Linked DNA regions of Homo sapiens: regions 2 and 3 are each linked to region 1. Evidence: chromatin loops called from intact Hi-C (ENCODE). Cell type or tissue: Panc1. All regions are shown on one strand.

Region 1 (8,000 bases):
CTTTTGTTTAAATGGTATATAACTTTACAATTCTACCCAATACTTTGGGTTTTCCTTGCTTGTTGCTGTTTTGCTGTTTTTGTAAAACCCTATACTTGTAAAAATATTAACATCAATAATATTTGTATGTTTTTTCTCCTGTTAATTTGTCTTTTGTCAGCTTAATTTGCATACCCCAACCACTAAACCCAAGAGAGTAGAGGAAAAGGGGAAAGTGTTTATTTTTTTCTCCGCTACAATAGGAAGAATCACGGAGATGATACAATCCTGAAAGAATTTCACAAGGTGGTAGCTTCCTCCCCATTCTTCTCGAGCTGAAAAATTACAAAAACATACCTTTCCTTGCCCCCTTGTGTGAACTGCAAGGATTTGGTTAGAGATCATCATAATTTTCTTTTCTTTTTTTTGAGATGGGGTCTTGCTTTGTTGCCCAAGCTGGAGTGCAATGGCACGATCTCAGCGCACTGCAACCTCTGCCTCCCAGTTTCAAACCATTCTGCTGCCTCAGCCTCCCAAGTAGCTGGGACTACAGGCATGTGCCACCATGCCTGGCTAATTTTTGTATTTTTATTAGAGACGGGGTTTCACCATGTTGTCTGGGCTGGTCCTGAACTACTGACCTCAGGTGATCTGCCCATCTCGGCCTCTCAAATATCATAATTTTCTAATGGATTTCATATTAGTTACCATTTTGCTGACAGACAATACCAGCTAATTTCAGAATTTGGGCTCTAATGGTGAGCAAACCTAGGGAAATCGCACTTCTTGGGAAGATAGTACTGGAGAGTTAAGAAGAGAATCTCTGCCTGTGTCTGGTGTTTTAAACAAGGGAAGTGGCAATCCCAGATGGGGAGGAGAGTGTTCACCAAGGGTCATACTCACTTGATCACGGCAGTGTGTTTTCTGATGCCACCTGGGAGGGCACTGGCAAATGGAAATGTGGAGGGATATATGGGATCTAAACTTTAATCATGAGGGTGAGACAAACACATCTGGTCTCCATTGCCCAAGGAGGAAACAGAATGGATAGAGACAAGAATGCAGGGGCAATGACCCTTCCTGGCTCTCAAAAGCAAGGTATCCGCAGCCAAGCTGTTTCTGGGATAAAAGGAGAGATCAGAACTGAACCACCCCTGGGTTCAAGTGCCTGCTTCCTGTTTATTGCAAGAGTAAACTACAGCAGTTGCTGAGTCACAGACTATTCCGTCACATGGAGATTATTGTTACCTATCTACTGCATTGGTAGAATTTCATAGGAATAAAATGTAATGGGTATGTCAGCCTGGCAAGTGCTCGTCATGGACACACAGACTCATTCTTATGCTCACCTATCCCTGTTTATTCTCCACACATTAGCACAACACCTAATGTAAACTTTTAAAATCATGAACAGATTAATGCAGTTTCCCCATTTCAACCCTTCAATGACTTGCTATCACCCAGAGAACAAATTCACCCTTTTCCCCACAGTCTACATGGTCTGCCCATGGCTGATGTTCCAACCTCATCTTTAGCACCCACCCCCCACCCCCGCTTTGTCTCCTGGGCTTCAGTCCCACTAATGGATCACTGCCACTTCACTTGCCAAGAGTAAGCATAACCAGGGCCTTTGCATGTGCTGTTCCTTCTTACTCAAAGCCCTTCTCCAGATATTTACATGGTTCATTCCCTCAGTTCATTAAGGTCTCTGCTCAAAGGACATGTCTCAGAACATGCTTCCCTGGTTTATCAAAAATAACCATCTTTTATGCTTGATCTCCTTACCCAACTTCAGTCTCCTTCTGAAACATTACATTATATATTTATTTATTCATCTTTTGTCTGTTTTTTGTAACACACCATGGGTTCCAGTCCTCTCTATTCCAATGCCCAAATCAGTGCTGGCACATAGATAATAAATGTAAGTGATCTTTGCCTTCCTGCTTTCATTCCCTATCCTCTCTGAATGAGACTACAGAATCTCATTCAGAATATATGAGAATCAGAGTTGTATTTTTATAACTAAAGGAGTCTTGCTCCCTCTCCTACTATTATAGGCACCACCACCTTCGCCTATGAAACCCACATTAAGAGTGCATTCTCTGTTCACTTCCTCTTCTGTGTCCTTACAGCATGGAGCTTCCTGAGCTCTGCAACCACGTCCTCTGCTAGGGGGAAGCTGGAAGGAATCAATTGCTCCCCGGAACTGCCTGCTTCATCTTCAGATCTCCTGCTGCATCTCTCTAGTAAGTGCCTAAGCGCAGCTGTGTGCTCTGCAGCCAATGGCTGGTATCCTTATAGGCACCTGGAAAGCTTTATGAGCCTTTATGGCACTCGATACATAATAAATAATAATATACTCCAAGATGATCATTCTATGACTGCTGCTATAATGAACCATTCAGGGGGAAGTAATAACCATGAGCAAATAGAAAAGCAAACAAAGAAACAATATGTTTTGCTGGACCTAAAATGAATCTAGGAACACAGAGAGATTCATCAGAAATTGAAATATTTTGTTGACAAAGGCATGGAGATAATAGGTGTGTTTAAATGTGCCTTTTTCTGAACAGCTCCACTGTGGTCTGCCAGCACACTGTTCTCCTGACCTCACACTCATGGAGGTGGCACAGGGGGACAGGGGAAGAGAGGAGACAAGCGTGGTCTCCTCGTCATAGTTTGTGACCTGAAGCCATGAGTCCAGTGAAAGCTAGTTTTTCTCTGACTCCAACAGGCCAGCAGTTGGGCTCTCAGAAATGAACAATAATGAGGTATGTGATCCTTTAACAGAACCTAGTCAATAAATATATCCTATACTACAATAACTCTTTTTTCAGCTCCTGTACTGGTCAGAGGGACTTGAGGTACAGTGTTTTACAGTCCTTGTCCCATTGAAGGAATATTGCTGATGTCTGAATGTTTAATAGCAATAAAACACAAGGTGCCAAAGATCGGATTCTGTTAAAAACTAATGGCTATACTGTATAATTCCATTTATAGAGCAACCTTGAAATGAAAAAGTTACAATAATGGAGAACAGATCAATGGTTACCAGGGGTTAGAATCAGAGGAAGAGTGTGATTATACAGATATAGCAGCATGAGGGAGTTTTTTTGTAGTGCTGGAAGAGTTCTATATCTTGATTGTGGTGGTGTCAACAGAAATTTATACATGTGAAATTCCACAGTACTGCATATCATCATCAACATCACCACCACCAACAAAAGCTGATAAAAGTCAAATAATTCCTATGGTTTAATTAATAGTGTTGTAACACTACCGATTTTCTGGTTTTGAAAATGTTACTCTTGTATATAAGATGTTGTCATTGGGGAAAGCTAGGGAAAGTACACACAGGAACCTCCAGTATTATTTTTGCAACTTCTGTGAGTCTTAAATTAGTTCAAAATAAAAATTTGAAAAAAATGCAAAAAAAAAAAAAAAAAAAAACCCTAATGGATATATTCCAGTTCTGTGTCCTTTGGAGTAACTATGTTTTTGTTGTCTTTCCCATTGCTGTGACTACACAATCAGGAGAGAATATATGGAGGAGATATTTTAGGACAATGAAAAGCAAATAGTAGCAAATGGGTTGGAAAGAAGACCAGAATTCAAAGCATCACCACATGGTGGTGAGTTTATGCATTTTTTCCCTATGTTATCCTCTAGGCTGAATGCAATTCAAACTGAAACCAAGAGGTGGTCATTGGCACAAACAGAGAGGCCTCCAGGAAAAACTCTCCCATTCTGGCTCCAGGAGGTGAGAAAGGAACTCTGAAATCTCAAAAGGAATGTGGAAATCCTCTGTTGTCAATGTTGTGTTGCTGTTGTTTATCCTCCAAGTAATATCACAGCAGTAGTGGCAGAAGCCTCGCTATTCAGTGGGGTTGGGAACCCAGGAGTGTAGAGAGAGCTACCATTGCCTTTTTCCTCATATATCATCCTTCCACTTGACCCCAGACAAAATGTAGTCATGGAAGTGCATGGCAGGGCAGAAAAAATAAAGTCACAACACTTTCTCTGGAGGACCAAAAAGAGGAGTGCTAGGGACCCTTTGGAGTCTGTAAAAAGCCACTGGATATACTTTACCTGAGAGACTGTGAAAAGGGAGGACACCAAGAAGACATCCCCCATAAAGTAGTTTAAGAAATCCTGGGTTCACTTTCAGTCTGCACATGCGTGGATCTGATTCTACTGAGCATATAAAGATTTAGAGGACAGAACTAATAACGAGATCATTGACCAAGTCTCAAATCCACCACAGGGTGGCACACATGTGGGCAAAATCTGAATAGCACTGTGAGGCACTGAGCAGTGAACTGAGATTGAATTCACAGCCCACAGAAGGCAAGTTGAAACTTGTAGTCTGAACTTATTCAGGTTGCCTTGCCACTAAGAGAACCATATCAACATTTGCCATAGAATTTAGATAAGAACCAGAGTACAAAACATAATATTCAAAATATCCAGGAATTAAGCCAAAATTACTTGCCATGGGAAAAAAAAAAACCACAAGAAACTTTCAGTTTGCATGAGAAAAGACAATTAACAGTCACAAATGTCAAGATGACACAGATGTTGGAATTACCTGATAAAGACTGCAGAGCATCTATTATTCGAAGGGCCTGAGAAGCAATAGTAAACACTCTTGAAAAAAATGGAAAAACGGAAGGTCAACAAATAAATAACATATAAAAAGAAGAATCAAATAGAAATTTTAGAACTGAGAAGTATAGTAACCAAAATGTAAAACTCACTGGATGGGCCTATTAGCAAAAACAGAGAGGGAAAAAATGAAGAGAGCCCCAGAGATCTGTGTGACAATAATAAAAGATTAAAATGCATGTCATTGGAATTTTAGAAATAAAGGAGAATCTTCATAAATATAATAGGCTATTTTCCTCTTCTCTAGTTTTTAAAATTTATTACATGTTTGAAGCAAAAATTATAACATTCATCTGATAACGTTTTTAATGTAAGTTGTTGTAATATGAAAACTATAACGTAAAGGAAGGAAGGTAAGGGGACCTATGTGATGTTAAGTTTTCTATATAATGTACTAAAATTCTTAGAAGTTTACAAAAAAAGAAAGTGTATATATTTTAATTATAAGAGCAGCCAGTAATAAACAGATGAAGTAAAAACCATAATAGATCAATTAAAACAGAATAAAAGAAACTTAAATGTCACTCAATGAAAACAAAAAAGGAGAAACAAATGACAAATAGAAGTGACAGAAAGCAGACAATGAAATAGTAGAGTTAAATACAAATCTGTTAATAATAATCTTAAACACAGCAATTAAGAGAAATTTTCAGAATGGATTTTTAAAAATTACTCAACTATACGCTGTCTACAATAAACTCACTTCAAAGATAACAAAATAGGTAAATGAAAAGAAAAAGGATAGACAATTATGTCCCATGCAAACATTAACCCACAAAAGCCTGATTGGCTATACTAATATGAGAAAAGGATAGTTCAGAGCAGAGAAAATTACAGGGAGTCCTTGCATATGAAATAACAATAACAATCCTACATGCATGTGTATTTAACAACAGAGCTTAAATATGCAAAACTGACAGAAATTAAAGGACAAATACAAACATTTGTGATTATATTAGGAGATTTCAATATATCACTTAGTAATATAGAGAACTAGAAGGCAGATAGTCAGCAAGGACATTGAAGAATTGAATAAAACTATCAACCAATTGCATATAATTGATGTTTACAGAACACTACACTCAATGACAGCAGAATACCCATTCTTTTTAAGTCCACATGGTACATTTACCAGGATACTCCATAACCTGAATCATTTAAAAAACTTTATGAAGTTTAAAATAATTAAACTCTACAATGTTCTCAGACTTTCATGGAATTAAACTAGACATCAATAATAGAAAGATGACTGAAAAATCAGCAAACATCTGCATATTACCTACCCCACTTTAAAATAATCTGTGAGTCAAAGAGAAAGTTCCAAGATAAATTAGAAAAAAAATAGAACTTAAAGAAAATAAAAGCACAAATAGATCAAAGATGTTGTGTACAGTTAAGGAAGTGATTAGACTGAAATTCACAGCAATAAATGCATTTATTAATTAGGAAAGAAGAAAGTTCTTAAATCAATATTCTATGCTTCTAACTTAAAAAATAAGAAACAGAGCAAAATAAATTCAAAGCAAGTTTAAAGAAGAAAAGAGTAAAGATAAGAGTAAAGATAAAAGATAAGAGTAAAAAATTTTTTGTTTAATTCAGACAACAAATATTAAGTATCAATGAAAGTAAAAGCTGGTTCTTTGAAATAATAAATGAAATGGATAAATATCAAGATTGTTAAAAAAAGAGAAAATATATAAATTACCAACAGTAAAAATGAAAGAGGTGCTCTCACTAAAAATGACATACATGTAAGAAGAATAGAGAGTGAATAGCCAGCTCAACTCTATGCACTCTCTTCAATAATTTATCTGAAATGATACAATTCCTCAAAAACTGTAAACTACAAATTCAGACAAGATGAAATAGACAAATCTTCTTACATATATTAAATAATTCGAATTTGTAGCTCAAGAGTCTCCTGAAAAAGAAATTCCAATCTCTGATGATTTCCCAGTGTAGTTATATCAAATATTTTAAAAAATAACATCAGGTGTCGAAAATGTCTTTCAAATAATAGAATAAAAATTTTGTCTACATAATTTCATGAAGCCTGCATCACTCTGTACCAAAACTAAAGCAGGACAGTAGAAAAAAATGAAAACTACAGACCAATATCTTGCATTAAAAGATGCAAGAATTGTCAACAAAATATTATTAAATTTAATGAAGCTACATAAAAATCATCATAATGACAATGATAATCCACCATGATCAAATGGAATTCATCCCAGTAAAATATGACTTGGTTCAATGTTCGAATAGCAATCAATGTGATCCATCACATTTAGAGTTCGAAGAAGAAAAAATACATTATCAGATCAATTGATGAAGAAAAATAATTTGACAAAATTGAGCATTCATTTATGATAAAAATTCTTTGCAAACCAGGAACCGAAAGGAACTTCCTCAATTTGATAAAAGGTATCTACAAACAAAATCTACAGCTACTATCATACTTAATAATGAAAGTGTGAATGTTTTCTTCTTCAGATTAGGAAAAACAAGGAATCCTTTCTCACTATCCCTATTCAACATAGTACTGGAACTTTTAGCCAATGCAATAGGCAAGAAACAGAAATTATTTTTTAGAAATAAATTAGACATGAATAAATAAAACTGTCTTTATTCACGGGGACATGCTTGTCTGTATAGAAAATCCCAAAGAACAAAGATCAAAAACAAATAACAGATGTTGGAGAGCATGCAGAGAAAGGGAGTGCTTATACACTGTTGGTGGGAATGTAATTTAGTACAGCCACTTTAGCAAACAGTATGGAGACTCCTCAAAGAACAAAAAATAGAACTACCATTTGATCCAGCCATCTCATCATTAGGTATCTACCCAAAGGAAAAGCAATCATTATATCAAAAAGGTATCTGCACCTATGTTTATTCTAGCACTATTCACAATAGCAAAGATATGGAATCAACTTAAGTATCCATTAAAGGATGATTGGATAAAGAAACTGTTGTATGTATATACAATGGAATACTATTCATCCATAAAAAGAATGAAATTATATCTTTTTGCAGCAATATGAATAGAACTGGAGGCCATTAAGTAAAACAAGTCAGTAACAGAAAGACAAATACCACATGTTCTCACTTCTAACTGGGAGCTAAATAATGCGTACACATGGGCACAGGGTGTGGAATGATAGAAAATTGAGACTTAGAAAAGTGAGGAACTAGGAGGACATGGACAATAAGAAATAACTTAATGGGTACAATATATGTTATTCAGGTGATGGATACACTAAAAGCCCCGACTTCACCACTAATCTATCCATGTAACAAAATTACACTTGTACCCCATAAATGCATACAAGTAAAAAATGTCTAAAATAACAAAG
Region 2 (8,000 bases), 580 kb after region 1:
TTATGATGTAGTCCTGCCACTATCCCTACTTTAGATATAAGAAAACAAAGGTTTGGAGAAGTTTTATAACTTGCCCACAGCCACCAGCCATAAGGGCAGTGCTTGGATTCTAACACCAAACAAACAACTCCAAAGGCTAGATATGCTCTTACCTGCTCTGACATCTCTCCCCTCAAGCCTGCTCCTTACCTTGATTGCTTTAGAAACGTTCCACTGGATACCCCCGGGCCCCAAATACAACCCTGCAGGGCCTCAGTCTCTGTATCTGAGAAATGGGAGCAGTGACAACAGCCTGGCTGTGGACAGAGTGACAGACCTAAGGGCAACCTGTGCCATAGAAGGGAGACAAATGCAGTCATTTACTAACCTACTCCAAGCCAGGCACTTCCCCACACATTACGTCCTTTAAACTTTACCACAGCCTTGGGAGTAAGCAGGCACTAGCTTCTTTATTTTACCAGTAGACACAGGTTCAGAGAGTAAGCAGAGCTGAGTAACTCCCAAAACCCTGCTCTTTCTGCTGGCCCCAACTGTTCCCCGCTCCCTACCCTGAGGACAGGTACCACATGCTGAGCCAGGGACAAGGTCCCTCTGTCTGACCCTGTCGGAGAAGCAGGATCATTCCCTGCACATTCACTTAGAGCAATTAATGAGCCAGGGATGTGCTTGCTTTGCATTTCCAGGGGCTGACGGCCATCCTGGGCATGGCCCCTTATGCGTAGGAAGAAATACCCAACAGCTGGAAGAGGAATGAGCAGCCCTGGAGCTGGAATTCCTGCTCAGCCTCTCCCTGGCACTGGAGCTCCACTGGGTGCCTGGATAACTTATACAACTTCCCTTTACCTATCTTCCTTTGGAAGCTAAAAGTAGCCAGATTTGAAAGGACACTGCCCCTCATAGAAAGAAACAGTCATGATTTTTTAAATTGGTCACTGAATTAAATGTGCAAATAGTGTTCCCCATTTCACAGATAAATTTATTTTTTCCTCACCTTTTAACTGGCCTCTGAAGTCTCCCAGTATGCCTGGACCACAGCTGCTACCTCTGATGGGACTGACCCTGAGGGCCACCCCTGACGTGTGAGCACACATGAGGGAGGGGTGGAGACAAGGGGGGAGCCCAGTTGGAACTGTTGGGCCCCACTTTCTGCAGCTTAGTGCCCTGCCGTGCAGGCCTGGGCAGTGCTCAAGTCCAGAGTCCAGGGACACAGGACTTCAGAGCCATGGCAGCAGAACCAAGGGACCCAAGCATCATTGCAAAGGCTCTGAAAGGTGCCCAGCTTTGAGGATGAACCAGGCAACTGCTTGAGTTTTGAATCAAGTCATGTCATGATTTTGGTTCCGTGCAATGCCAGGCCTGACTACTCCGCCCCAACACTGCCAGTGCCCCGGGGGATCTGGAATGAACGGTGGGGAGGATTGGAGTCTACTGGGTCACAGGAGGAGAAGGGGGACCTACTCAAGACCACCTTGTCCTAAAGGCAAAGCTACAATCCAAACCTAGGGAACAGAGGGCAGAGGGCCATAGCCTGGAACCTACCGGTGATGCTGAGAGTGGAGGGGAAGCAGTTGGGAGCAACAAAGAATGGGATGTGGTGTGGGATGTCCCATATCACTATCTCCCACAATGTCAGTGAGTCCTTTATGGTGGAGGTAGGGGCATCACACAGTTTCAAAGGCCAGTGTGGAAACAGGCAGACAAAGGTGGAACACATGCAAACTCTGCACCCACCCCCACACCCACACATGTCCACACACTGGCATCCCTGATTTGTTTACCTATTGGCACAAGGGCAAACAAATCGCAGCCCTGGGGAGGCGAGGCCCTGCACTGGGCTTGGTAGCAGCCCTGCCTGATTCTCATTAGGTGATGAGCGGAAGGTTTGTGTGGTTGGGGTTTGTTATTGCTGTTGCTTTTGCTGCTTCTCCGAATTCCCTGCTGAAAGAAAGAGGAAAGATGCACTGAAAAGGGGCACGTCCTCTCTCAGCCCTTCCACAAGGAGAGTCCTTGGAGCAGCAAGGCAGGCCCATGTGCACACACATTAATAATGTGCAAAGCTCTTTAGGCTGATTGCTTGCTCCTCACAGGAAGCTGCCACGGTGGCTGCCATGAGGCTGAGCTCACCCCTGCGAACTTGCTCTGTGAGGCACAAAGCAGGAGCCAGCGTGGCTTCCCACACCAAGGGCCCATGCAGGCGGCCTGAGTGCAGGGAGCCCAGAATGAGGCTGCCAGGCAGGGAGCTACCCATCCAGGCCTCGTGGCCCAGGCAAGCAGGGAAACAGAGGGAGCACCTCCCCAGGGTAGCCATTCTCAGCTCCCAGGCTCCCTGTCAGCTGACAACTATAGAGTACAATTCCCTTAGGATTTCTGTGTCCCTGAGCTGCTTCCCATGGAGTCAGAGAGTGGCAGAGACAACACCTTAACCCTGGTCCCTTTCCAGATCATGCTGCTCACCTGCTCACAAACCTCCAGTGACTTCCTATTCAACTGAAACCAAACCCAAAATCTGACAAAGGCCTGAAAGCCCCCAGTGCTTTGATCTTGGACACCTCCCCAATGTCACCTGCCACCACTCTCCCCCTGGCTCACCTGGCACCAGGTACATCCTCCTCCTCAGTGATGCTCCAATGTGCTGAGCTCATTCCAGCCTCAGGACCACATGACATTCCAGATGCCACAATCTCTCTGCAGCAGATCTTGTTTTGGGGGCTCCATCACATCCTTCCAGTCTCTCAATAAACGCCTACTTCTTGGCATCATTGTCCCTAACCACTGCTCTACAGTGGTGCCCCCACGAAACCACTCTCTTCTTACCTTACTGTATTTTTCTTCATGGGGGTTGTCACTACCCACATGACTTTTGGTTTACTCATTTATTTGTTTAGTGTCTGACCACCACCTCCACTAAGATGTCAGCTCTTGAAGACAAGGACCTTGTTTGTCTCAGTCCCTTTATATTCTCAGGGTCTAGAACAGAGCCTAGTCCATATTCACTGCCCAATTAATATCGAATCCATTTCAAGACAGACAAATGAAACCCAGAAAGGCAAGACAGTGCCCTATAGTCATACAGGGAACTGGACAGAGCCAGGGCGGGAGCTTATGGAAACCTTAGTCCCAGGCTCTGGAGAGCCCCTGGGTGTGATATGGGGAACTGGGCAGTTCCCTCCGGGCCTGGCTGATACAGCCAGTGACTTGCTGAGCATCTACTCTGCATAGCCCTTTCAGTGAACTTCAGGGAGCAATCATAAGATGAGGTTGGTCCCTCCCTGCAAGTGAGACATGGTTTTAGAAAAACATGAAAATTGAGGCCACAGCCCAATGCAGTAATGCCTGAGCACTGGCATGGACAGGCTCCCTGGACGTGCTGCACCCACAGCAAGGACTGGAGGAAGACAATCTGGCAGTCGAACATAAAAGCACCATGGCTTCCACGTGACTGCCAATGGGCAAGGCTTTGCCACTCAGGCCCTAAATAGGAAGCTACTTCTCATGCTAACGGTCAGGCAGGCCGAAACCCTCCCCACCTCAGCACAGAGAGTGAACCGGCAGAGTCAGTGTGCCCCAAATGCAGAAAGGAAAAAGCTATAAGACCCACGAACTGAAAGCTGCCAGTCCCAGGATAGTTAACAACCAGCAGCAGCCTTGTGGAGTACTGCTAGGTAGAGCAAACCAATACCAATGATCACCACCCATCTAAAGAGCTGGCCTTCACACAGGAAAGACCAAAAGTGCCTGTAATGGTTAAAGAGCTCAGTTCACATTTAGAGTAGAATTTGAGCAATGGTGGATAAAAAGAACATGAGCTTCTGGCAACTACAGTTGACTCTTGAACAACACAGATTGGAACTGTGAGGCTCCACTTACCTGTGGATTTTTTTCAATCAATGTTTCACTGAATGTGACTGCCTCTCCTTCCTCCCCTTATCCCTCCTCCATCTCTCCCGCCTCGGCCACCCATGAGACAGCAAGACCAACCCTTCCGCCTCTTCCTCAGCCTACTCAACATGAAGATAACAAGGACGAAGACCTCTATGATGAGCCGCTTCCACTTAATGAGTAGTAAATATATTTTCTCTTCCTATGATTTTCTTAATTCCATTTTCTCTACTTTACCGTAAGAATATAGTATATAATACCTATAACATACAAAATTTGTGTTGATCAAATGTTTATGTTATCGGTAAGGCTTCTGGCCAACAGTAAGCTTTAGGAGTTAAGTTTTGGGGGAGTCAAAAGTTATACACAGATTTTTGACTGCATGGGGGGTTGGTTCCCCTAATCTCCACATTGTTCAAGGGTCAACTGCATGAGGGAGACCCCTAAGGCAGGTCACACCCACCAACAAAAGTAAGAAGGATGTTGGAATCACAGAAAACAGGGGTGGTACCTTGAGGAGCCAAGGAAAGAAACAGGAACTCGGCCGGGCGTGGTGGCTCACGCCTGTAATCCCAGCACTTTGGGAGGCCAAGGCGGGTGGATCATGAGGTCGGCAGTTCAAGATCAGCCTGGCCAAGATAGCGAAACCCCGTCTCTACTAAAAATACAAAAAATTAGCCAGGCGTGGTGGCACGCGCCTGTAATCCCAGCTACTCCAGAGGCTGAGGCAGAGAATTGCTTAAACCTGGAGGGGCAGAGGTTGCAGCGAGCTGAGATCGTGCCTCTGCACTCCAGCCTGGGCGACAGAGTGAGACTCCGTCTCAAAAACAAAAAAAAGAAAAAGAAAAGAAATAGGAACTCCTAGGACCACTGTGCTAAGAATGACTGCCTATCCTCAGCAAGAAAGAACTGGGAAAGGAGAACAGGGCTCGCTTCACACTATTCTCATAGTTAATGAGCTTAAGTTGACAGTATATATGCAATAAATCAGACATTACCACTTGGCAGCCTGCAAGCCTTATCAGCCCTGCCACAGGCAGAGTTGGCCAACAAAGAGTTCAGAATTTTTGTAATTAGCTACAAACATTTAAAAACTAAGAGATTTCACAGGAAGTCCAAATTTCTGGCTCCTCTTGAGACACAAGAAATAGTGACCACACCAGGCCTTCTCAGGGGAATCTTGGCAGAGCCTGACAGTCCTCTTCAGAGAAGGATGTTTCCCCCAGGTGCCTGCAGCTGCAATACTCTCAGTTCTTACAGCCCACCTGCTGTCTGCCTTAATATCCCTGCCTGGATGCCATAGGCATTTGGATTTATGACCTGGCTGTCACGCCAAAGGGTGGCTTTAGCCATTCTTCTCTGACCCTTTGATTGTCTTAACAAGCTCCAAGTTACAGAATTATCCAAGAGTAGTTCATGTGGTAGCCTGGATGGGATGGTCCCATTTGATCATTATAGGGCAGAGAGAAGGGGCAGCTATGCGGCCCCCTTCCCACCCTGCTTCGCTAGGCACAGGGCAGTCTCCAACTGAGTAGTCGCTGTTCTTCCTGAGTGTATGTTTTCTCTCTCTAGTGTAGTCTGGCGGTGCTTCAGGGGCAGAGACCATGTCTTTCTCCCCCAAAGCACCCAGTGTAAGAGGTCCAGGGATGGAGCCCATTCTATCTTAGTGGCGTACTGGCCACCGACAGGCTGCTGAGAGATGCCTTCTCATCTGAAGAGTAACTCTGCAGGCAGAAAGCACCCGCGGCTGTCCCTCCTTCTATCAGCCCAGTAACTAGCACTCCTGAGAAGCCACTAGTAGCTGCTCCTGCTCATGTGCTCCAATAACAGCCCAGATGGGAGGTGCCCTGTGAACTCTCACCCTGCTCCTGAAAAAGATCCGAAAGTGCCTAGCCAGCATCTGGAGCCCAGGCAGCACTTAGCCCTCCTCTTCTCCCGCTCTCTCTTGGACTCTAACATCCTCTCCAGCTGAGTGCTGGACCACAAGCTGGTTCTCAACCCCAGCTGGGCTGGCTGGAGATCGTGAGCACTTTGTCACTTTTTCCTAGCCCCTCCTTACCACCCGAGGTGCACCCCACATCTGGCTTTCCTCACTTGGCTCTGTGAGCTATGCTTCCTGACACAGAGTGAGTAGGAGCTATCCTTCTGCCAGGCTGGCCACAGCTCCCCATCTCTGAGCCACTGATACCTCCCAATGTTTGACCCCAACAGCCCCAGATTGGTTCTACAATCTCAGCCAAACACCATCCACAGGCACAATAATGAAACTACGATTTGCAGAGCACCACCCCTGCACCAGGCCCTCTCAAGAGCATTCCCTCATTTAATTCCCATGGCAACCCTCTGGGAAGGTGTTAATACTCCAGCTTATGACCAGTAAATAGCCTCAAAAAGATGGCACTGATAGAAGAGTTGGGCTCTGATTCTGTGTCCATTTGCTCCAAGGACAATGCCCCTTCCTCTGTGCCACCAGCAGCCCCAGCCCTGGAAAGAAAAGCATCATCGTGGCCCCAGCTGAGCATCTGAAAGCCTCAGGTTTCCTCTGTGAGAGGAGAATGGGCAGAATGGGTGTGGGAGGAGAGGGACATCCTTGGGTGCTCTGCCCTGCCTTTTCTTATTTAAATCGAAGTGGTTCAAGTCCTGCATCTCCCTGGGGTAGGAAACCCTCCATCTGCCCTCCCTGTGCCCATGTACCCAGGGCTTCTTGGATGGGGTTGGGGGAATTCATGTGTGCTTTTCCTGTGATGATCTACCTCCCTCCAGTTCTTTTCTCCCCTACCTTCACACTTGTCTCCTACAGCAGCTCCTTTCCCCCAGGCTCCATGACTCGAACTGTGGACCACAACCCTGTACATTGCTTTCCCCCTGACACTGCTCACAGCATACTTTGGTGATAGTGCAGATATGTGAGTAATGCACTGGGGAGAGGGAGAGGCCATACCACGCCCTGCACAGCAGGCAACAGGGAGGTGAAGCATACACACGCCTGGTAACGGCCCACCAACCTTGCCACTTCTCTCCTAGGTCCACCGACCTAGCAGCAGGTCACCAGCCCAATCCCTGATGTCAAGCACTAGCACATCCCAAACTTCAGAATGTTGACCTTGCCCAGGGTCACAGAAGATTTTTTCACTTTTCTCAACGCCCTTCATGCCCATATCTTTACATTTTCTGAGACTCATCGATCTCCCCACTCACACATCAGTCACTGGGCATGTTCTGGGTACCCATACCCATGTCAAGCACTGTGAGAAAGGAAAAAGGAAAGCCTACACCCCAAAATACCCTGTACTTAGAAGAACGTTGTGAATCAAGTATTGACTCCATTGAGCAGATGAGGAACCAGAGCTCAGAAAGCCACATGGTGAGAAAGCGGGGCAAGAAAGGGGCTGGGTCTGCCTGGACTCTGCCCTTCCCTGCCCTGTAGACAGAAAGCCTATATAAAATGTCCTCAGACTCTCGGGTGCCTGGGAGGTTGTAGAAACTGCTCTTCTAGTTGACCATGGAGACACAGAGGCAGCCAATCCATCCCCTCAGGCTCTCTGCAGATGTGTTGGCCGAGAGAGGACTGGGGGTTGTCCCCATCTCCATATGAGCATTCAGAGGTGTCCAGTCCCCCTCCTCATGCTACCTGCTACTCCGTGGCAATGTTCACCTAGTCTGCTCTGTGTCACACTCCAGGAGAAAAATGGGCTCTCCCTTGATCTGTCAATGGCAACAAGCCTCCTCTCCCAACAGCACATAGTAGAAAAAAGCTGGGCTTTGAGTCAGGGTGTTCAGCATTCATAGCCCAGCTCTGTCATTTTTCATCTTTTAGACCATGAGCAAACCCCAAAATCCCCACAGGCTCAAAGCTCCATCCTAGCCCTTCTCTTCCAGCATTGTTGAGAAGATTCGGTGAGTTTCAGGGTCTGAATATGGTGAACTTGATAAATAAAGCCTGTCTTCATCCCTCCCTCTGCTCCACATCCCCCTCTTTACCATGTTCACCCCAAAGTTGAACAATGTTGAAGCAAAGTAAGAGTGAGAAGGCACATGGCCCCAGGTCACCTGCAGAACTGCCACCATCTGCTTCCACCCAGGAAGCTCATCTGCACACTAGGGCCTATGCTAGATGGACA
Region 3 (8,000 bases), 840 kb after region 1:
GTCTCGAACTCCTGAACTCAAGTGATCCACCCACCTCGGCCTTTCAAAGTGCTGGGATTACAGGCGTGCTCCACCATGCCCGGCCTTAATCTATAATCTAAGAAGCAGGATTGCAAACAAGTTACATGAATGAGCCTTCCCCCTTGGTATAATAAATTTAGAGGATTCTGAAATTGTATTTTCTTTTACATGATCGAGCAATTCCACTATGGGTATATATCCAAAAGAATTGAAAACAGGTCCTCAAAGAGATATTTGTACACCCATATTTATAGCAATGTTATTCACAATAGCTAAAGGGTGGAAGAAACCCAGGCGTTCATCAACAAATGATGGATAAACTGTGGTCCATCCATGCAATGGAATATTATTCATCCTTAAAAAGGAAGGACATTTTGACACATGTTCCAACATAGACGAACCTTGAGGACATTATGCTAAATGAAATAAGCGCATCACAAAAAGACAAATACTGGCCAGGCTCAGTGGCTCATGTCTGTATCCCAGCACTTTGGGAGGCCAAGGCAGGTGGATTGTTTGAGCTCAGGAGTTTGAGACCAACCTGGGCAACATGGCAAAACCCCATCTCAACAAAAAATACAAAAAAATTAGCCGAGCGTGGTTACACACACCTGTGGTCCCAGCTTCTCGGGAGGCTGAGACAGGAGGATGGCTTGAGCCTTGAAGGCAGAGATTGCAGTGAGCCAAGATCATACCACTGCACTCTAACCCGGGTAACAGAGTGAGACGTCATCTAAAAAGAAGAAAAGAAAAGACAAATACTGTATGATTCTCTCATAGGAGGTACCTAGAGTAGTCATATTCACAGAGACAGAAAGTAGAATGGTGGTTGCCAGGGTCTGAGGGAAGATGAGAATGGGGAGTTGTTTAATGGGGACAGAGTTTCAGTTTGGGAAGATGAAAAAGTTCAGGAGATGGATGGTGGTGAGGGTTGCACAACAATGTGAATGTACCTAATGCCACTGAACTGTATGCTTAAAAATGGTTAAGATGGTAAATGCTATATTATGTGTATTTTATCACAATTAAAAATAAAAATAATATAAAATCACACAAACCCTTTGCTAGGCCCTCTGTCTGCAGAACAATGGTCAAGTTCCACAGCACTTAGGCTGTAGTGAATTTCTGCAGGACCGGCCCCAGGCAATGCCCCCTGCCCTGAGAGCTGCGCCATCAAAACAACACGGGGCTGTAGCAGGAATGACCGAGGTCGTAGAAGACCCAGGCCCTGACTATGTCTGATTGGTCTGAAGATGGCCACCTACTCCAAACTAGCCAATCAGCACCCTCCTCCAGAATGCTTTAACTAGAATAAAGAGAATCCGGCCCTATAGGTGATGGGTATGTAAGATGTGAAGTCAGGCTAGGTGGGCAGACATGATCCCTGATGGGTGGAAGGAACCAGAGAAGCACAGGCAAGAGGTGGTGGCTGTTCCCCTGCCCTCTCTGCCTTTGCAGTGTGAGTTTCTGCCATGTGTTATGGTCACTGGCAACAAAAAGATTACTGGCTAGAACAGAAGCCCTCCAAAGGGCTCCCAACCCCAAAGTGTAAAACAATTCGGTAACACTAATGAGCCACGCTGTTTCCCACCTCTCAGCCCTTGCTGTTCCCTCTCCTAGGAATGCCTTCTTTCGTGGATGGCCCCCTAGAAATGTATGTGGCTTTTAAGATGAAGTTGAAACTCCATGAACCAGGAAGTCTTTATTACCTACACCCCCAACCCCATGTGGAAGTGACCCATCCTTGGGCCACCTGTGGCTGCAGCACCCACCATCATATATGTCTGTTCTCACACCTGCCTCCCCTTCTAGCTGGAAGAGTCGCAAAAGCTGAGACTCATCTTGTGTTCCCATTACCCAGGAAAGGGTCTAGCACCTAGTGGGTTCTCAATCAATGCTTACTGAATGAAGACGGAGATGCAAAGTAAATATCATCAACCCTCTTTTACAGAGCACACAACTGAGGCTTAATGATGTGGCATCCCAGATCAATCCCCTACAAGCTGTAGGCATCTCCTTGTCTGATCCTACCTCCCAGCCCTCCCCAACTGCTGAAATCCACCCACGTGACTTTAGAACTCCTGGTCAATAGGAAATTCACACCTGGATCCATCATAGTGAAACAGCAGAAAACCAAAGATACAGAGAAAAATTGTAAAAGCAGCTAGAGAAGAAAAAACAGATTTCTTAAACTGACAGCTGACTTCTCAACAACAGTACACACATAACAAGGCGGAAGATAGTGGAGTGGTAGCTTCAATGAGCTGAAAGAATGTTTCTACCCTAGAACTCCACACTAAGGAAAAAAATGTCTTTCAAGAATTAGGATGAAATAAAGATTTTTCAGGCAAACAAAAACTCTGAGAGTTCAATTAGAAGCAGACGTTCACTAAAGGAAATGCTCAAGGAGCTATTTCAGGCAGAAGGAAAGTGATCCCAGATGGAAGGACCTATGCACAGGAAAGAGTGAAAAGCAATGAGCATTTAAATGCATGGGTGAATATAAATGAACACTGTCTAGAACAGTGATGCCTATGGCATACAAAAAAATAAGAACTAAAATATAAGACAATACAGGGATTGTCTGGGGAATATGGCAAAAGTATTCATTAACTGTAAACTTTGGTAAATTAAGTATGCAGATTTTAATTTTGAAGGAAAACACATACACAAAAAAGGAGACAATAACTTTGGATGGAAAAGTGTATGATAAAGTACAGTGAAGTCCAAGAAAATACAGTTGAGCCCAAGAAAGCAAGAAAGAGAAACAGAACAGAAAGCCCAAAATAAAGTGATATTTTAAAAACAAAAATACATTAATAAGTATATTAAATGTAAGAGAATTGAATGCTTTAGTCAAATTGCAAATGTTAGTAAATTGGATTTTTTGTGAAAATCTAGATGTGACAAAAGTCACATTTAGGATATAAAAATAAAGAAATATTGAGAGTAAAAGGAATAAGGATAATGTGCCATGTGAGCATTAACCAAAAAAGAGCTACTGTGGCTATAGCAATATCAGACAAAGTAGACTTTAAGGCAAAAAAGTATTATTAGAGATAAAGAGGATTATTATGTGATGATAAAATATTTCATTTACAAGGGAGACATAAAAATGTTATACTTGTATGCATTTAACAACATAGTCACAAAATATATAAAGTCCAAAATTATATATCTACAAAAAGAAAGACAAATCCAACATCACAGTGAGAGAATTTAGCACAAGTCTCTCAGTATAGACAAGAAAAGCAGTAAAAAGCCGTCACAATTCAGGGAAGAAATAAACCATCTGTAAAATATTATTAACATATTTGATCTAGTGGACACATATAGAATGCTGCACTCAACAAGAGCAGACTACAGTTTCTTTTCAAGCATACATGAACATTTACAAAAAGATAATGTTTAGGCCGGGTGCGGTGGCTCATGCTTTTAATCCCAGCACTTTAGGAGGCCGAGACGGGCGGATTACCTGAGGTCAGGAGTTCAAGACTAGCCTGGCCAATATGGCAAAACCCCATCTCTACTAAAAATACAAAAATTAACCCACCATGATGGTGCATGCCTGTAATCTCAGCTACTTAGGAGGCTGAAGCAAGAAAATCACTTGAATCCAGGAGGCGGAGGTTGCAGTGAGCCAAGATCACACCACTGCACTCCAGCCTGGGCAAAACAGCAAGACTCTATCTCAAAAAAAAAAAAAAGATAATGTTTGATTGAAATAGTATTAAACATGATTTCTTTTTTTTTTCTTTTTTTTTTTTTTTTTTTTTTGGTGAGATGGAGATTTACTTTTGTTGCCCAGGGTGGAGTGTAATGGCACGATCTCAGCTCACCGCATTCTCCGCCTCCAAGGTTCAAGCAATTCTCCTGCCTCAGCCTCCGGAGTAGCTGGGATTACAGGCATGTGTCACCACGCCCGGCTAATTCTGTATTTTTAGTAGAGACAGGGTTTCACCGTGTTGCCTAGGCTGATCTCAAACTCCTGACCTCAGGTGATCCACCCGCCTTGGCCTCCCAAAGTGCTGGGATTACAGGCGTGTGGTGAGCCACTGCACCCGGCCATTAAACATGATTTCTGACAACAATGTAATTAACTTGGTAATTAATATTAAAAATAAAACTAAGAAATACATTCCTAAACAACTCAGTATACAAAAAGAACATGATAAATGAAAATTAGAAAATATTTACAACAGGCCTGTAATCCCAGCACTTTGGGAGGCCGAGGCGGGCAGATCACGAGGTCAGGAGATCGAGACCATCCTGGCTAACACAGTGAAACCCCGTCTCTACTAAAAATACAAAAAAATTAGCCGGGCGAGGTGGCAGGTGCCTGTAGTCCCAGCTACTCGGGAGGCTGAGGCAGGAGAATGGCATGAACCCCAGGAGGCGGAGCTTGCAGTGAGCCGAGATCGCGCCACTGCACTCCAGCCTGGGTGGCAGAGCGAGACTCCGTCTCATAAAAAAAAAAAGAAAGAAAGAAAAAGAAAAAAGAAAATATTTACAACAGAAGAATAACAAAAATGTCACATATCAAAACTCATGCTTCTCTCTAAGTAGCCTTTTATGTATTTGGAAGATTTATAGTCTTGAAGGAAGGCAGAAAATTAATGAAAAAGTGTCCATTTCCGACATTAGAAAAAGAAACGTAAAATAACCCAAAAAGGTAGAATAAAAAAGTCGAGAGTATAAATTAATAAAATATGAAAGATAATACATGCAATAGAGAAATCAAAATAAAATTTAAAAGTCAAAAGTCATTTCTTTGAAACTATTAACAAAGTTAAAAAATCCTGGCAAGACTGATCAAAATGGAAGAGAGAAAAAGAGAAAGAGAGAGAATGAAAATAACTAAGCAAGAGTAAGAAAAAGAAGTTAACCAAGGATCCTACAGACATCAAAAAATAAGAAAATAGTATGAACATATATTTGAAAATTCAAATGAAATGGATAAATTTCTCTCTAAAATACAATTTACCAAAATTTATACCAGAGGAAATGGATAACTTGGGCAGTCTTACAATTATTAAAGAAATGTAAATCCTTGAAGCCCAGATGGTTTCATTGGTGAATTCTACCAAACATTTAAGGAAGAAACAATGTCACTGTTACACAAACTTTTCCATAGACCAGAAAAAGAGGAACCAGGCAGGGCGCGGTGGCTCACGCCTGTAATCCCAGCACTTTGGGAGGCCGAGACGAGCAGATCACCTGAGGTCAGGAGTTGGAGACCAGCCTGACCAACATGGAGAAACCCCATCTCTACTAAAAATACAAAATTAGCCGGGCGTGATGGCACATGCCTGTAATCCCAGCTACTCGGGAGGCTGAGGCAGGAAAATCGCTTGAACCGGGAGGCAGAGGTTGCAGTGAGCCAAGATCGTGCCATTGCACTCCAGCCTGTGCAACAAGAGCGAAACTCCGTCTCAAAAAAAAGAAAAAAAAAAGGAAAAGAAAAAGAGGAACCATCCCAACTTCTTTATGATGCCAGCAGAGCAATATTAAAACCTGACAAAGACATTAGAGAAATGAAAATCACAAGCCACTCACTTTCATGAAAGTAAATGCAAAAATTCTAAATCAAACATTAGCCAACCAAATCAAAAGATATGTAAATAAAATATAAATATATTACAAATATATAATCCATCATGACCAAATTTTATGTATTCTAGTAATGAAAATTGGCTTAACATTTTAAAAAATCAGTGATATTCACCACATTGTAAAGGATTGAAGGAGGAAAAATATTTGAAAACCTGTGGATTCTATGGAACAAAAAAAGGTGCAGTGAGAAGCTTTAAGAAGACCTACATAGATGAAGGGATACACTATAAATAAATATTGGAAGAACAAATATGATACAGATGTCAGTTTAAATCAGAAATTCAAAAGATGTTTTGTGGAACTTGTAAAGTGAGTCTAAAATGTATTGAGAAGTATAAAAAAATAAGATAGCCAAGACACTTTTAAAGAAAAGCAAGATGGGAGAACTTATTCTGCTAGATGTCAAGATCTATTATAAATAGAAATTCAGACAGTGTGGTATTGACTCAAAGATAGAAGATTAGAATGGAACAGAATAGAGAGCCCAGAAAGGACTCTTGCATACACAAACATTTGCTATCTGGCCAAAGTGGTGCTGCAGAGCAGACAGGAATGGACGTTCTTCTTAATAAATGACACTGACATATCCATATGAGGAAAAAGTTAAATTGGATCCCTACTTCACACCATACATTAAATTCCAGGTTGATTAATGACCTAAATAGAAAGAGAAATTCAGAAAGCTTTAGGTGATTAGAAAGTTAGACAGCTCTTATGACCTTGAGGGAGGGGAAAACTTAAACAAGACTTAAAAAGCATTAGCCACAAAGGGGGGAAAAGCTATAAAGAGAGCAAAAACAAAGCCATGATGGGAGAATGTATAAATAAAAAAATAACTCTCCAAAATAAATACTTCTAAACAGAGGGAATATATATCGAACTACAAATCAATATGAAAAAAAGCTACAATCAGGGGAGATGAAAGTTGACTACAAATTCTTTGCTATTCCTCTCATTGAAAGGTGGAATCCAATTCCCCTTTCCTTGAATCTGGGCTGGCCTTAGTGACTTGCTTGACTGAAAAAACACATCTGGGACATTCAACACTAAGTCAGAAGAAGTCCTGCACTTCCACCCAGTGCTTGCAATGCTTGTTCTGGGGCACACCTGAGACTGCCCCACTGTGACGAAGCCATTCCCCAGCTAGCCCTGCCCCTAGCCATTGAGTCATCACAGCTGAGGACAAGTCCTGCTCAAGCTGAAGACCCATGAGCAAAAGAAATTAGTGCTGCTTTTTCCGGTCACAAAATTTTGGGGTGGTTGGCTATGTAGCAGTACGTAATCAGAATAACAACCTAATAGAAAAATGGACAAAACGTTTGAACAGGCACTTTTCAAAAGAAAAAATTCATTTGTGATTAGAGAAATGCAAATTAAAACTAGAATGAGATGCCATTACACATCCATCAAAATATAGGAGTGTAAAATTATGTATCCACTTTGGAAAGAGTTTGGCATCACCTATTCAAGCTGCAGATACACATGCCCTCTGACCCAGCATTTCCACTCTACCCTAGGGAGACTCCTGCACAAGGGCACATGTGACAGACCTATGAACATTCACAGCAGCACTGTTTGTGAAAGGCAGAATCTGCAAACAACCCAAACTTCCATCTTAGTGGAGTAAGTAAATAGATCATTGCAATATGTTTCTACAATGGACCCCTATGCAGCCATGAAAATGAACAAGCTAAAACTATAGAAAACATGAATGCTATTCACAAACATGACATTGAATAAAAGGCAAAACCAATACAAAACAAAAAACAACCGTATTTAGTGGCCTTCTATTCAAATGAATAGAAATAACAACCAAAACAAATTTAGGAATGCACTGAGATAGTAAAAAACTACTTTTTAAATATTATCAGTGTCAGCTGGGCATGGTGGCTTATGCCTGTAATCCCAGCACTTTCAGTGGCTGAAGTGGGAGAATCACTTGCGGCCAGGAGTTTGAGACCAGCCTGGGCAACATGGCAAAACGCCATCTCTACTAAAAATATTAATACAAAAAATTAGCCAGGCATGGTGGCACACACCTGTAATCCCAGCTACTTGGGAGGCTGAAGCAAGAGAATCGCTTGAACTCAGGAGGCACAGGTTGAAGTGAGCCAAGATGGTGCTACTACACTCCAACCTGGGAAACAGAGTGAGACTCTATCTCAAAAATAAAAATAAAATAAAATACTATCAATGTAGCCAGAATGGTGGTTATATCTAGAGCAGAAGGAAAGGATTATGATTGCAGAGCAGCACTGGGAAGATGTGTGAGGTGTTAATCCCCTTAATTTTTTTAACCTGGGTGGTGGTTACATAGTACCTACTTCATTCACAGAATGGCATATTTGTGTTTTATGCACTTTTCA

The links. Hi-C counts contacts between places; a loop is a spot of excess contacts. Peaks named below come from ENCODE experiments on the same cell type or tissue, not always from the same donor. Only the 100,000 strongest peaks of a DNase experiment are listed, where the experiment ranks them.
Region 2: it touches region 1 in a loop (2.5-fold over the local background); 4 of 110 quality-filtered maps call a loop at or near these places.
Region 3: it touches region 1 in a loop (7-fold over the local background); 55 of 110 quality-filtered maps call a loop at or near these places.

The regions. Positions count from the first base shown.
Region 1 is chr10:85,543,984-85,551,983 of GRCh38, forward strand. The region is part of intron 4 of LOC105378404 (a long non-coding RNA gene); the gene reads right to left. Among named protein-coding and RNA genes, the nearest start is that of GRID1-AS1, 30 kb to the right of the region's middle. In Panc1, CTCF peaks have their summits at 4,236 (motif pointing right) and 4,439; a DNase peak (open chromatin) is centred at 4,268; H3K27ac peaks cover 3,140 bases.
Region 2 is chr10:86,121,753-86,129,752 of GRCh38, forward strand. All of the region lies in intron 4 of GRID1 (glutamate ionotropic receptor delta type subunit 1), which reads right to left. Among named protein-coding and RNA genes, the nearest start is that of MIR346, 140 kb to the right of the region's middle. In Panc1, no CTCF peak of the experiment used is centred here; no DNase peak of the experiment used is centred here.
Region 3 is chr10:86,379,280-86,387,279 of GRCh38, forward strand. No RefSeq gene overlaps it. Among named protein-coding and RNA genes, the nearest start is that of GRID1, 16 kb to the left of the region's middle. In Panc1, no CTCF peak of the experiment used is centred here; no DNase peak of the experiment used is centred here; H3K27me3 peaks cover 2,039 bases.